Regions from separate parts of the Homo sapiens genome. Here region 2 is linked to region 1. Evidence: chromatin contacts called from ENCODE Hi-C or POLR2A ChIA-PET data. All regions are on one chromosome and are shown on one strand. The core of a region is the stretch at or near the end of the contact, and the rest is flanking DNA. Distances in the headings are between cores, read along the strand shown.

The links. Hi-C counts contacts between places; a loop is a spot of excess contacts on that map. ChIA-PET counts read pairs that join two places held with the same protein, here RNA polymerase II (POLR2A). Pooled maps may share reads with other maps.
Region 2: a map of HCT116 shows a loop between it and region 1 (2.7-fold over the local background). The contact joins two enhancer-like sites. A Hi-C loop is called at or near these places in 2 of 168 maps with a recorded cell type or tissue (HCT116 and sigmoid colon) and 2 of 50 pooled maps. POLR2A ChIA-PET finds 5 or more read pairs at or near these places in 3 of 52 experiments (AG04449, H1 and PC-9).

Annotation. Positions count from the first base shown.
Region 1 is chr4:13,963,486-13,970,942 of GRCh38, forward strand. No RefSeq gene overlaps it. Among named protein-coding and RNA genes, the nearest start is that of LINC01085, 140 kb to the right of the region's middle. Within about 2 kb of position 2,791, at least 2 of the 41 ENCODE cell types and tissues checked have a DNase peak (open chromatin) inside an H3K27ac peak, as active enhancers do.
Region 2 is chr4:13,904,483-13,911,939 of GRCh38, forward strand. The region is part of intron 3 of LINC01182 (long intergenic non-protein coding RNA 1182); the gene reads left to right. The region is part of intron 3 of LOC107986182 (a long non-coding RNA gene); the gene reads left to right. Among named protein-coding and RNA genes, the nearest start is that of LINC01085, 200 kb to the right of the region's middle. RefSeq lists enhancers at 590-1,789, 2,484-3,683. Within about 2 kb of position 2,954, at least 7 of the 41 ENCODE cell types and tissues checked have a DNase peak (open chromatin) inside an H3K27ac peak, as active enhancers do.

The sequences.
Region 1 (7,457 bases), core at 1,541-4,040:
CACATAGTAGATGAATTTTTAATCATTTTTGTTGTTTATTCATCAAGCGCTTACTTTGTGCTAGGGACTATGCCAACATCTTCACATGTCTGATCTTATGCTATCTTCTCAGAAGAGTAGACAAGAATTGTTTTTATTTTCTCAGCATCCCTTTCCCCCCCTTTTTTTTTTGGTAAAAGCATCACAATTTTCCTCTGGTTAAGTACCCTTTCCTCATTGTTTCTGGATGTGTTCATGGTGGGAGTGTTCATCCAGTTTCTCTGCAAGAACTCCGCCTGGCCCTTCCAACACTAGCCAAGGAAGTAGGCACTGATCCAGGTTAGTTTGTTCAGACTCTTTCATGAGAACGGAAACTTGAGCAGAGCCTTACAGTGATGGCAGGCACTGGAATTTGAGCATACAGCAGTTATGTCCTGAAAATGTGCTCATTAGTTTTTGCAACCACATCCATCACCACTGGATGTGGTACATTTTTAGTACCTAGAGCAATTCCAGGTAATGCAGGCACTCAAAAATACTTGTGGAATGGACAAGCAAATGAATGAACCAATGCTCAGAGTATCTCTGGTTCATGTATTGTCCAAAGCCTGGTTATCCAAATCTTTCTTTAATTTTCTGAACTCCAGGAATGTTTCCGTTAAGTTAGGCAGAGTCTATTTCACCTGTTTTATAGCCAGGATACTCTAAACTGATAAAAATGGATGCCATTGACTCCTCTTATTGATAGGGCTTTTTTTTTTTTTTTTTTTTTTTGGAGTAGAAAAGGAGGTATAGGTATTGCCTATACAATTGACCCTTGAGCAACAGAGATTTGAGCTGTGTGGGTCCAGGTATAGGCAGATTTTCTTCTGCCTCTGCCACCCCGAGACAGCAAAGACCAACCCCTCCTCTTCCTCCTTTTCAGCCTACTCAACATGGAGACGATGAGGATGAAGACCTTTATGATGATCCACTTCCACTTAGTAAATAGTAAACATTTTTTCTTTATGATTTTCTTAATAATATTTTCTTTTCTCTAGTTTACTTTATTATAAGGATACAGTATATTAATACATATAACATACAAAATATGTGTTAATGGACTGTTTATGTTATTGACAAGGCTTCTGGTTAATAGAAGGCTATTAGTATTTAAGTCTTTGGGGAGACAAAATTTGCATGTGGATGCTGGACTGTGCAGGGTTTTGGAGTCAGTGCCCCTAACCTCCATGTTGTTCAAGGACCAACTATATCTACTATTTGTTGGAGCCCCTGTCCCACTTGTCCTTGTCATGCATTACCTCATTTGTCCTTCTCTGTTGAATGTTCCATAATTGCACCCTATCAAGCATGGATGTTACATACTAAGTTATCTTTTGGGAATCAGTGTCAACATAAAAAAAGAAAGAAATGTCAATGTCAAGAAAAAAAAAAAAAGGAAAAATCAGCTTGTCCCCAGTATATGTTAGCTTGGAAGCACAAAACTCCATTTGATATTTTCAGTGGGATGTCATGGTGGCGGCGGTCTGCCAATATTGGCATTTGAGCTTCCTATTTCTACCCTAGAAGTGGAGATGGAAATCAAACCAAACCAGCAGGCTAGTGTAGCATAGGACAGTGTCATTCACCATTTAGTAAACAATCAAGTACTTATTGTAAATATGGAACTTGCACTGGGGATTGGTCTGGAGCAGATGGGGACAAGCGGAAGCAACAGAGTGATTGTAATGATTACAGGGAGGGTTACAGAGGCAAGGGCCTGGGCATTTTTTGAGGAAGGAATCATTGGAAGTCATCTGTTCACTTGGTCTTTAGGAGATCTGAGCTCAAAAGGTGGTTAGAATTTCTAGTAATGAATAGCCCATTGCCAAACACCTCTTTAGGCACACTGGACACCTCAATATCTCCAAAGATATTTTTTCATAATTTATTCATTTTATTCATGCTGTGACCTCCTCCTGAAATGGCTTACTTCATAATCTGTTTCTCTGAGTCTTTCAGGGCCCAACAAAAAAATTAAAAAAACTTATATCAGGGGTTTCATCTTCTCTGATTTCTAAGAAAGCAAATTGCATAGTGCAGGGCAGGAGACAAAGGCGCTGGCTTCAGACAGATAACGTTGTGAGCCCAGGCTCAGATGTTTTATATGCTGACATGATAGTTAACTTTCCTTAGTCTCAATTATCTCTTCTGTAATATGGGGATGACGGTGATAATAATATCTTTTAGGGTGATGGCCAGGATTAGAGAGGTACTTCTAGTAGCTGCCATATAATGGGACATTGATAATTGATAGGTATTTATGGGACATTGATAATTGATAGCTCTTTTGTATCAGTGCCGCAGTCCAGCATAATTTCATTCCTCAGGATTCCTTTAATGGCATCATATAAGTTGCAGTCATTGTAACTTTTACTAGACTGACCTTGCTTCCTGATTTCTAGTCTCTATCTTAAGTCATAGCTGTAGTTACATCTATATGTATCTTAATGTCCCAAGTTCCTAGATGGCAGAGATTAGCTTTAACAGGTATTGTGCAAAGGTACCCAATAAATGAATGCCAAACAAAATAAAAAAAAGAGAAATATCTTTAAGTGATTTTTAGCTCTACTGGTTTTGTAGTTTTATAAGGTTTTAGCAGATAAATTAAAGCTTATTTTTATGATTTTTAATTTTGCTTCTATAGAGCACTTCTAATAGATTCTTTTCCATGACATCATTTTTTTAATATGCACAAACATCACCTCATTTGATCTCCTTGGTTCCTCTACAAGGCAGATATTATTGGTATTTCCTGATTATAGTTCGTGAACTGAGGCGCCAAGAGGCAACAGAACTTCCCAGTCATAGCATGGTGTACCGGGAAGCAGGCATGAGAGCTGATGTCTGTGCTCTGCCCTCTCTCCTGAGCTGGGCTGACTCCCTCGAGAAAGTCCTAAGAGATAATGGATGTGAAAATCCTCTATAGACTCTAGAGTGGAATATGAATGTAGGGGATTATTGCTATTATTTCTAGGGCAGGCAAGCTATAACCTCTTGTGGAACCATTTATCAACCAGGAAATCCTGTTGCTGTTCATTGAATTGTACCCCTGTGACCCAAAAGATAATGTATTTCCCAATGTAGTTAACTTAATACTATTGGCTGACCTGTACCTTCAACTGAGCTGGGTGAGTAATATTTAAATGCGGAGCCTGACAGCTCATAACCCACGGCGGCTTACTCCCCCTGTGGCAAGCTGCTGAGCCAGGGAGGGAAGAACTGTGGAATGCGGGGATGAATAAGGAGAGAGGGATGGTGTTCCTCCAAAAACAACCCATGGCTTAGATTTGTTTTTGATAGTTTGATGAAAGGAACATGTTTGTTCCTTTTGGTTATCAAGAGTGCTCCTTGGGCTACCTCCCACAGATACCCTTGGATTGTCAATTTCAGCTGCTCTCACACTGGGTCAGAACCATTCCATGTTGATTTAAAAACCCAGTGGGGGATCCTCTGACTGGCATTTGATATCATGGTTCAACAGCCTGCTGGATCCTCCATATGCCTGCAAAAAGGAAAATGCTTGCTGGACACTTCTGCAGGCCAGAGGCAGTGGGAGGGGAAGGGAGAGTTTTTTCTGCTTTAATCTCTTAAATACAGAGCTGAAAGTACAATTGAGTCATACAATTAAGAGTATGTTTAAAATAGAAGGGAGTTTAGACATCAATGCAAAGACCCTAATTTTATAGACAAGGAAATGGAGACTCAGAAGGGTGAGCAATTTGCCACACAACTTGATGCCTAAATTCACCAAATTTAAATGAATGATTCATCTAAATCAGTTAGATGAGACATTTCTTATTCCCAGTTTCCAATTCTTTTTGCTCTATCATGCTGCCAACTACTAAGGGTGACATCTGCCCAAGCCCATGTAAAAGTGACCAAAAAGGGCAGTCCTTGGAGAATTATTTTCTCTTTTGTGTTCTAATAACCATCAATCAATCAATGAACAGACATGAGCTTTACTCTGCACCTGACACAGAGCTTGGAGCTGTAAAGGGGAACCTAAGATCTTCTCAGTGAAGTGACAACTTCAAGTCATGCTAAGATAAACTAGGCATGGTGACTCATGCCTGTAATCCCAGCACTTTGGGAGGCCAAGGCAGGTGGATCACTTGAGGCCAGGAGTTCGAGACCAGCCTGGCCAACAAGGTGAAACTCTGTCTCTAGTAAAAATACAAAAATTAGCCAGGCATGGTGGCAGGTGCCTGTAATCACAGCTGTTCAGGAGGCTGAGGCAGGAGAATTGCTTGAACCCGGGAGATGGAGGATGCAGTGAGCCAAGATCACACCACTGCATTCTAGCCTGAGTGACAGAGTGAGATTCTGTCTTAAAAAAATGATAAAAAAATGAAAAACATATTAAGAGAGTGACCAACTACCAGTATAATTGTTGAATAATGGGTGGAACACACTATATTATTTGGGTATTAATTTAGGCCATTGCTTCTCATGTTTTTCAAGGTTGATACAAAACCAAAAAGAGTGCTTTGTTTCTGGACCTTTGGGTAGAGAGGGCAATAACTAATCATGACTGATTCTCTGTGGGTTCTGAACCAAGTAAAAAATAGCCCCAGGAACCAGATAATAATTCTAAGGAAGCCAGTTTTATTGCCAGCAAAGCTGCAGTTGGACAGTTGAACTTGGCACCACGGCTGAAATGGACCACGTTACCCAATGCAGGACCTGGAAAAAGCATATCCCACGGGGGCAGGATGCAGAAGACAGCTCACATGTGACCCTGATGAAGACAAAGGTGGGAATTAGAGAAGACACAGAGTTTGGGCTCCAGAAAGGGAGAGGGAAAGAAGAAAGGAAGAGATGTGTTGTCCTGTCCTAGTAAGACAAGCCTCACCTCCTCGTGAGAAGTGGAAAGGACAAGGAGAGGATGAACATTCCTATTGCAATGGCCAAGGAAGGATCATGCAGAGAGGAAGAAATGTTCTCCTATAACTTTAAGAAACAAGAGTGAGTGCAAGCAAAATGCAGACACAAAACTACTGAGTAGGTTGTGGAATCTATGCTGCAGAGATGGAGAGAGGATATAGGATCCTCCATTTTTGTTTTCTATTTTAACTTTATTCTTGCCTGTGGTAAAATACATATAATAGAAAATGTACCATCTTGACGCTTTTTTAGTGTACAGTTGACTAGGATAAAGTATATTTCCGTTGTTGTGCAACCAATCTCCAGAACTTTTTCATCGTGCAAAAGTGAAACTCTGTATTTATTAAACACTAACTCCTCATTCCTCATTTTCCTTAGCCCTGGTAACTATCAGGTCTCTATGAATTTGACCACTCTATGTACCTCTTATAAGTGTAATCACACAGTATTTGTTTTTTGGTGACTGGCTTATTTCACTTAGCATAATGTCCTCAAGTTTCATACATTTTTTAGCGCGTGTCAGAATTTTCTTCTTATTTGAGGTGGAATAAAACCACATTGCATGAATAGGCCACATTTGGTTAATCCATTCATCCATCAGTGGACATGTGGGTTGCTTCCACCTTTTGGCCATTGTGAGTAACACTGTTAGAAATGTGGGAACATAGGTATACAAATATCTCTTCAGATCCTGCTTCCAATTATCTTGCATATACACCCAGAAATTGAACTGTTGGATCAAGTCCCCGCAATTTTGACAAAAAAGCTTGATGTTCTCAAAAGATTAAGTAGAATTTGGGGACCAGAAATCTACAGGTTTGCAGAGTAAGAATGGATGTGCTCTGCTTTCCCAGGGGATGAGCGACCAGGTTTTATTTATTTATTTATTTATTTTTGAGACAAGGTCTCACTCTGTCGCCCAGGCTGGAGAGCAGTGACATGATCTCGGCTCACTGCAACCTCTGCCTCCTGGGTTCAAGTGATTCTTGTGCCTCAGCCTCCCGAGTAGCTGGGAATGCAGGCGCATACCACCATGCTCAGCTAATTTTTGTGTTTTTAGTAGAGATGGGGTTTCACCATTTTGGTCAGGCTGGTCTCAAACTCTGAGCTCAAAGGATCCACCCACCTCTGCCTCCCAAAGTGCTGGAATTACAGGCATGAACCACCATGCCGGCTGTGACAAGGTTTTAAATAGCAGTAAGGAAGGGTTAGGGAGGCAGTATGGTCCTTACTATGGAGTAGCCTCCAGAGGTTATGAAAAGAGCCTGTGGCCTTGGCTGGTATGAGAGTAGGAGGGAGAAGGATTCCTGCCTCTCTTCAGATGGCAAGGGATGAGAATGTGGTGAGGACTCAAATTTGTACCCAGGAGTGTGTTTTGTTTTTAATTCTTATTCAAAGTAGGGTATACATTTGCTTGCAAGTGAAGGGTAGGGATATAGGATGTAAAATATCTTTTGTTTAACACAAAGAAAGGAGGGGCCCAGGATGGTTCTAAACATTCCACAATGCACAGGATACCCCTACAGCAAGACTGAAAAAGTGGGATTTGTTATGTTTTCTGCTGAAGGTAAAACCTATTTTCCTTTTTACAAAGACCTGCTAAGATGCCTATTCCTGTCTTATTTTATTGATTAGGCATGTGAGAGGTGGCTGTCCTGAATGATTTAACTGACTGCCCAGAGATTTAGTGCTAAGATCAGGTGTCCTGACTCCTAAGATTATTTCCTGTTGTTCAGATAAAAAGAGGTCACTGAGGATCAAAGTTACCAATAAAGAAGGAGAAAGAATGAGTATGTATTCTGTGCTCGCTGTTCTGGGTGAGCACTGTTCTGGGACCAGCTCTTTACTGCAGTTTGGTAAATTGAAATTCAGAAAACCAAATAGCCTGTGAAAGATCCCGTTTGAACTCAGGCATATATTCAACTTGGCTCTCATCTTTAAAACTCACTGCTCCTTTTTAGAAAATGAGTGATTAAAAATTAATTCAAAAGCTTCAATAATAAGACAGCAATATCTAGACACTCCAGTCTTCTATTTATTCACTGAAAGTAGTATTTTGAGCGCCTACTCTGTATCACATGCTGTGCTACGGGCTGAAGGTACACTGGTCCTCTAGACACACTCTCAGATCAGTTGAGCAGGGTGAGTCAGGTTACTAAAATGCCATTGTCTTACACTCCAAATATCCCATAGACACTGTGTGTGTGTGATTGTGTGTGTGTGTGTGTGATTGTGTGTGTGTGTGTGTGTAAGAGAGCTCCCTCATGTTTTGATGACTGAGCACTGTTTGCTTCTTTACTTCAGCTGTTTACCTGCAACCTCTTGATCTCAGGCATTTTGACATGAGTCTGTGAGGATGATCAAGGGACAATTCTGAGTGCAGCACCATATTAGGCAACAGAGTTGCTGTGGCTCGACAAAACTTGTGTGCTTGTGTCCCTTCCCTGAAACCAAGTGCTTTCCCTTAGGGGAATAGGGGAGTGAAAAAGAAAACAAATACTGTTTCTTTTCTTTACTCATTACACTTTACTTCTGGTCACCAAAATGTGTAG
Region 2 (7,457 bases), core at 1,704-4,203, 59 kb before region 1:
ATAAATTGGGGATAGAGGGATTCAGAGGAAAAGCTGCCCTTTCTATTTTTGTGTGTGTTTTCCTACTATGTGCCAGGTACAGTAACTTTTGTGTAATAGTAGTGAGAAAAAGCAATTTAAAAATCATTTCCATTTTATAGAAATTTAGAAGTGGAAACTCTGAGAAGTGAAATAATTTGCCTAAGATCATTCAGGAAGGTATTGAGTGTTTGAGCTGAGCTTTCTGATATTGGCCAGTAGAGAGAAGTGGAATAAAGAAGAAAGGGCACCTTGGGAAGAATTATTGGTATAACAAAAGCAGGGGGTGGTGATGGGGAGATGGGAGGGCCAGATCAGGTTCTGCAAAGAGTTTTGTGCATTGTCGTTTGAACCGTAATAAGAGAGAAGTTTGGATTGGGAGGAAAGCTTGATAACATGAAGCAAGGTTTGGAATATCAAGCTCTGCCAATGAAATTCATTCTTAAACACCTGGATTTATTCCTGTCAACAACAGTAATAGGTAAGACTGAGTTAATAAAGATAATCAAATAATCCATCAGTGATTTTTATTGTGTTTCTCCATGATAAAACCAGTGCGTACTCATTATAAACATTTTGGGAGTGTCAAAAAAAATAGAAAGAAAAAAATTGACCTTTGAGTTATTTCTCAGTGCAGCTACTATGCACCATTTTGTCTTTTTCCTTTAAGTTTTTTTTTCTTCCCTTCTAAATGCTTGGGTTGTTTGGTTTACATAATTATCAGTATAGTGTAAATAAAACTTAGTACCACTTTTCACTTACTTTGTAACATGTAACTTTTTTTTTTTACATGCTATAAGGTCTCTAAAATTTACATTTCATGATTATAATCCACTCATTGAATATACCACACTTAATATAAACAAGGCTTTAGAGTTGGATATTTAGTTGTTTTGTACTTTTCACACCTGATCAATAACATTTTGATGAAAATGTGCTTCAAGTTTTTCTAAAAATTCAAATAATTTATATAAGATGATTTTCCAGGAGTGCTGCTACTAAATGAAAGATCACATGTACTTTTCAGCTCTTCTGTCATAAAACCAATTTAAGTGTTTTGTTTTGTTTTGTTTTTGTTTTAGAGTACCAACAATTTGTCTGGTTATCTGCTAGGCTGACTCAAGAATCTTCATTCTAGTGAGATCGCTAAAAACAATATGAAATATCATAAAGTGCTGGTGATGAGGAATATTAGGAACCTGCGTCACGTATCATGATGAATCAGACTTTCTGCATCACGTATCGTGATGATTCATGACTTTCAGAGCTGGAAGGACCCTCAGAAAAGCATCCAGTCTTGGCCCAAAGCTGCAGATGGGCAAAGCATTTTACAGCAGGCAGCAAAGGCCAGGACAAAGCATGTATTGAGTAAATGGCAGAGCAGTTTTCAGATCTCTAAAATCATCACCTCTTGGTCATTTCTAGCATAAAAGTTCTATGGTACCAAGACTAGTCCTCTGGCTCTATCTGCTTAGACCTGGAATTCTTAGCATTTGATACAGCCCCATTTACAGGAGTATGGCACACTCCCTCAAATAAGTCAATCAATTCAGAGACAGTGTTCCGTCAGAATTTCCAATGGGAAGAGTTTGGTTTGCACCATGTTTGATAGGTTTGTTTTCCCACATATCCCACTCCCAATGTACCAAAAAATGTATCTACCTAGTCAACAAATACTTCTCCCTCTTCATGCTTTCCAAGCCTTTCTTGGGGAGATCACAGCCTCCCTCTATTCACTTCTTAGTAATCCAATCATAGTATCCCAATTATGACCAATAAGATATGAGGGGGAAACCTGCTGGGAAGCTGTTGGGAATACTTTTGTTCATAAAAAATTGTTACATGGAAAAGATATCTTCTTTTGCTGAATATTTTTGTGTCTGCACGTGGTGTCCAGAACTGCAGCAGCAACCTTGTGATCCAGAAGACAGTTAGGAAAATCTGTTGGGATTTCGTAGTAGAATAATGGGGGAAAAAACTGAGTTTCAAATGATGTCTTTGAGTTGATAAATTATATCTGAAGCCTCCCTACACCTCTTGTTATGTGGCAGAATTATTCCTCATTGTTTAAATGAGTTGATATTAAGCTTTCAATTATTTAAATCTCAAAGCATCTTTACTGCTATAGTATATGTGAATGATATCCTCAATCATGGGGCCAGCTCATCTAGATTGCCAGGGTACTGCATTAACAGCTTCTACTTTGGACAGGTGTGTGTTAAAAAATGCTCAGCTTTGCTCTCATCGCCTCAAGGAAATCTTTCTCATCCTCTGCCTAACCTTCAACTCCATTTGGTTTGGATGTTTCTCCTCTGAGCTTTCATAATAACCTCTTTGGTTTTATTGTATTAATGTTGTTTCTGTCTTCCCACTAAGCTTTGAGTTCTTTAAGGACAGCAACTGTTTTAGTCATCTCAGTAGCTCCACTCTTAGAATTCAAAATGGAAAACAAAATAAGTAAGTTATTCACCAGATTGCTGTGACTCTTTTCATTAAGGTATTAAGTGGTGTGTATGTGTGTGTGTGTGTGTGTGTGCGCGTATGGACATCCACATATGTGTTCATATCATTTTTATTAGAATTTGGTACCTTTACTCACTCATATGCCTGCTGTATTTTCTTTTCCTATCTCATTCACATAAGGCAGCATCTCTCATAAATGTAAACCAAACCTAGTTGACATGAAACTCCTATGCCCCCAAGGAAGACTTAAAACTGCTTGGAGTATCTTTTCTTGCTGGAAGGACAATTTGAAGAGTGTGTGGGTCATTGAAAGCAGGAGAGGGATGCCTGTTCATTCTGCTGAAAGACTTCTCATTATGCTACTGGCCACAAGGTGTCCATCTCTCAGTAGGAAGAATGCATAGCTTCTGGAGAGTGTGTCTTCCACCACCCCCAGCTCAAGGGACTTTGAGAAGTTGTTTAAGGATTGTGTAGGTGGCTTGAGACTCTATCCAAAGGAATAGGAATGTGTGATCTATAATAGTTACTCAATGACTAAGCTACAAGCATCACAAGGCCTGCAGATGACTAATAATTATTCTCATTCTACAGGGTATGGTTTGCAAAACAAAGTAAGCAAGGCCTCTGCTCTTTTGTCCTGTGAGTCATTCCTGTAAAATGAGTACCCTGGGCTCCAGTGGTAAGGTGCAGAGAGTACCAGGAATACTAGCTGGTATTTTCCACTTTTCTCCCTGCCTGCTCTATCCACCTATCTCCCCTACAGTCGCAGTCCTTTTGGGGCCACACTTCCCCTTGAAAGCCTTGAGGGGAGGCTGTGCTGTGCTGGGGTTAAGAATCCGACTTTGACTTCTAACATAGAGGCTCACATCTGGACTCCCTCATTCCCAGATGTGTGGCTTGGGCAAAAGACTTAGCTTCTCTGAGCTCCAGTGGTTCTCATTCTTAGGTGGAGATAATGAAGTAAGTTATAGAATTGTTATGGAAACTAATGGATATAAAGTGCTTAGTATACTGCCTTGGTGCAGACTAAGAGCCCAAGAAATGGTAATTATTATTAAGATTAGCTAAAAGTTTTCCTCAGGCTGTCTGCAAAGAGTGAAATAGCTGTACAATTTAGGGACTTTTTTAAAAAAAAAAACTTCTCTAATCTTTTGTTTACTCATCTTAAAAACCAATTATAATAATCTTTACCTTGCAGTTTTGTAGGCGAAGTACAGCAGGACATGGCAAAGTGTATGGCATAATGTAGTTCCTTTACACATACATATTTTTTCTTTTTTCTTTTCATGGTGGATGGAAGATTCCTTTGGTGTGTTCAAATTCCTAAAGTAGCTCTTTCAGGCCTTTATGGTAGAAGGTGTTAGTTCTTCAGCACTAACCCCAGAAGACTGGTTTCCTAACACTGGCATATACACTGATGCTGGGTATTTATCTGCCTTGGAAGATAAAAGGGGTTTGGGGTTTCTGAAAATGGCAGAGGCCTGGGCACTGTTGACATGTATTACCCTGGATAGGGTGTGGCCAGGTGCAAACCCACAGAGGCCAGACCCTGGGCAGTACAATTTAGAAGTAACATAGACAAGGTGATGTCTACAGGGCTCATTCCCAAATGTTCTGGGCCAGGAACTATGATGGTGTGCTTATTTAAGTGTAGAGAGGAGGAGGAGCCCCTCACTAATGACATCCACTGGGCTTCCTGCCATTCTTCCCACTGTGGGCTCACAGATGAACTTTACTCGATTTCGACTAATAAATGATGTGGCATTTTTTGGATGCTAATGTGGAATAAGTTCAAATTGAGTATATCTATAAGCAACAAGTAAGGTAGGGCCTACTCAGAAAGGCTTAATAAATGATAGCTAATATTATTCTTATTCTCTCTCAAAGAGAGATAGGGTTTCAGGCACAAAACTTGAGTGTGGATTTTGGAGTCAGAAGCAAGAATATCATTGTTGGCTCCATCAGTTACTGTCTTTGTTCTCTTAGGCAAGTCGTTAAACCCTCCCTTTGCTCATCTATATGGTTCAGATGTTAAGAGTCTCTTTCACAGAGTGTGGTTGGTCATAAGAGTTAAATGATGGAATCAAGTCTAGCTTGTATAATTGATTGATAGTTGTTATTATTAACACTACCATGATTGTATAGTAGCTGTTGAGGGAAGCTTTGTGCTTTTCACATTACAGTTCCTGAAGATCAGTGTAGAAAGGTAAGAGTTCAAGACCATCAATTCCAACTCTATTGTGCTTATTAACATTCACTCTAGAGGATTCTGGGATGCTTTACAGTGAATATGTAGGCTTAGAAAAACATCTTTTGATAATAGCCATGCATTTTCATGTTGATGGTCCTGACATTAAAAGCTCTGCATGGTTGGAAATGACCAAGGACAAAGGTAGGGTGATAGGATATTTTGAAAAACTTTCAAGGCAATAGTTTTTTCTTTGGGAGTAGTGTTAGAGTGGAAAAAAAAGAGTAAAAATTTTGGGAACATGGAAATATTGCAATTTCATCTATAATGCCCTTTGGAGATATAAATTAACTTTATTCTTTTAGCAAAATAAATCATTTGTCATAAACTTTTTTTTTTCCCTTTAAAGATCTAAAGACCTGGTGTGGGATGAAGAGAGAAACCTCTAAACATTTGGAGGATGTTTTTCTTTACTGCTTTTCGGAAGTTATTGAGAGTAAAAACAAATCTTCTTTAAAATCACCTGCCACATTTTGTTTTGGGAGACTCTTCGTCCTGGATTTAGTGCAGACTAATATTACACCTCTTTTTTTGTTTTCTTTACAGTTCAATTCAATTCAGTATATTTTATTTCCATTTAATTCAGTGTAGCTTAATTAATTTATTATCATTGACTATGTGTTTGTACCTAGTCTTAACCAAATGGGGAAAGAAAAGAAACAAGTGGCAGAACCTCATATTTCCCTGGGAATTCTGAGTGCTTATGTAAACCAAGAGAACCTCAGTTACAAGTGGGTAACACTGAGGTTCTCTCAGTTTACATAAACACTCAGAATGCCCAGGGAAAACCCTACAAATGCAGGTGGGAAGGGCCCAAGTGCATAATTCTGCCATTCTTACTCCACTTGATATTCTCATTTATTCTCTAATAGGTTTTCAAAGAAAGAGAAAATTGAAGGCCTAGAAGAAAATTGAGTGTCATGGAAAAATGTTGCAATCTATTTTTAAGTGAAAGCAGTCAGGTTGTAGATCTATATATATAGTATGATCCAAATTTTGTATGTGTGAAGGAGAATAGTAAACATAACTTATTCTATCTTCTCAGATTTGACTCCAGTGCCCAAACTAAACAATAAGTGCCCAAATCTTCTCATTTTCTAAAATGATGTGCTAAGCCATCAATTAAGCATTTGCAAGGAAGACATCACAGAGCTGGTTGTCTCAGCATCAGCTCATCACCCACCTCAATATAAAGGATGCTGAGAATTGATAGGAGATTGGATATCTGGGAAAATGACCTGGGGAGAATTACTGGAGGCAAATACTTCCTTCTCACTTCAGTATAAGCAAAGTGTCCCAGTCAGCTATCACCATAATAATGCTGTGTAACAATCTCATAATCTTATTGTTATTAAAATAAACATTTATTTTCATGAAGTTGCAGGCAGGCTGCAGTTTGGAAGATCTAAGCTGAGCTCCTCTTGGCAGCTCTATTTCAGACTGTGGTTTTGTCAGTCTTGTTCCTAGATGCAGATTGGGTTTCAGTCTGTTCCCTGTGTCTTGTTTTTCTGCAACCAGTGGTTGCCCAGGACATGGTGGGATAAATACAAGAATTAGCTGAAAGATGTAGTGTCTCTTAAGATCTTGGCTCAGAATTGGCACAGTGTTGCTTCTTTCTGTAATTGATTAGCCAAAACAAGTCAGATGGCTTGCTCTACATCAATGAGACTGGAAAAATAAACTCTACCATGTGGGGAAGATGTATTTACTAAACAACAATTTGCCAAAGAAAACTAACTGTAGAACTTAATATGTTTCTGTTGGTATTTGGGGAACATAAGCACCAGTAGCTGATCTTGGATTGAAAATGTTTATAGAGGACTATGTTGAGAAGTTATGATAGTTGCAGAATTTAGTTAGCCTAAGATTTATGTGTGTTCCTGGTATGCCAGGAGTGAACTTTATGGAAGGGAGCTAGTTATAGGCTGCACTGTAAAAGTTTTCTAAGAGGATGCTACCTGGAGAGATGAAGTGACCAAATGAGATAATGTGTAAGTAGAAAGGAAGGCAGGGCCTGAAAGACTGTTGTGCATGACCAGCTACTGCAAGCACTGAAGCAGCAGGAATTGGTTCTTCTTTATCAAGAAATATTTATAAATTTAAAGAGTATCTTTATTGGATGCTCTTTATAATTGAGTATCCATTAGGGCTCAATCAGAGAAGCAGAACCACTATGAGTAGGAATTAGATCTTACACTGTTATGGGAGCTGGTGGGAATGTCATGCAAGACTAGTGGTCTGTGTCTGATGTTGAGCCTGAAGTCACTATAGGTCACCCAAGCCAGCAGCTGAGAGGGGAGATGGACAGGTATTTGGGAGAACAAGGGAAACCCATGAGAGGTACTGGATTCCACCATAACAAGCTGAAGCATTTGTCTGTCTCCCACTGCCTCCAAACTTAATGGGGAAACAGGTACTCTTCACATGGAGTTGCACATATACCTGACCCAGGGCTTGAAGAAGCTGAAGGAAGAGATCCAGGGAGAGCTAGAGGAGCTACAAGCTCGGGAGCTGCCCCAAAGTAGCAACACACTCTAAGAGCTGTAAGCCCAGGTCCTGCCCCACACAGCAATGCAATGTAGGAGCTGTAAGCCTAGGTGCTGCCCCATACCAGCAACACAAGCTGGTAGATCAGTGAGCTGCCACATGCATGCACTGCCAGTGTCTAGCACCCTACACCAAACCTGAAGGTGCTAAGCATGGCTGTTTCTTCACTATGGTCTTTTAT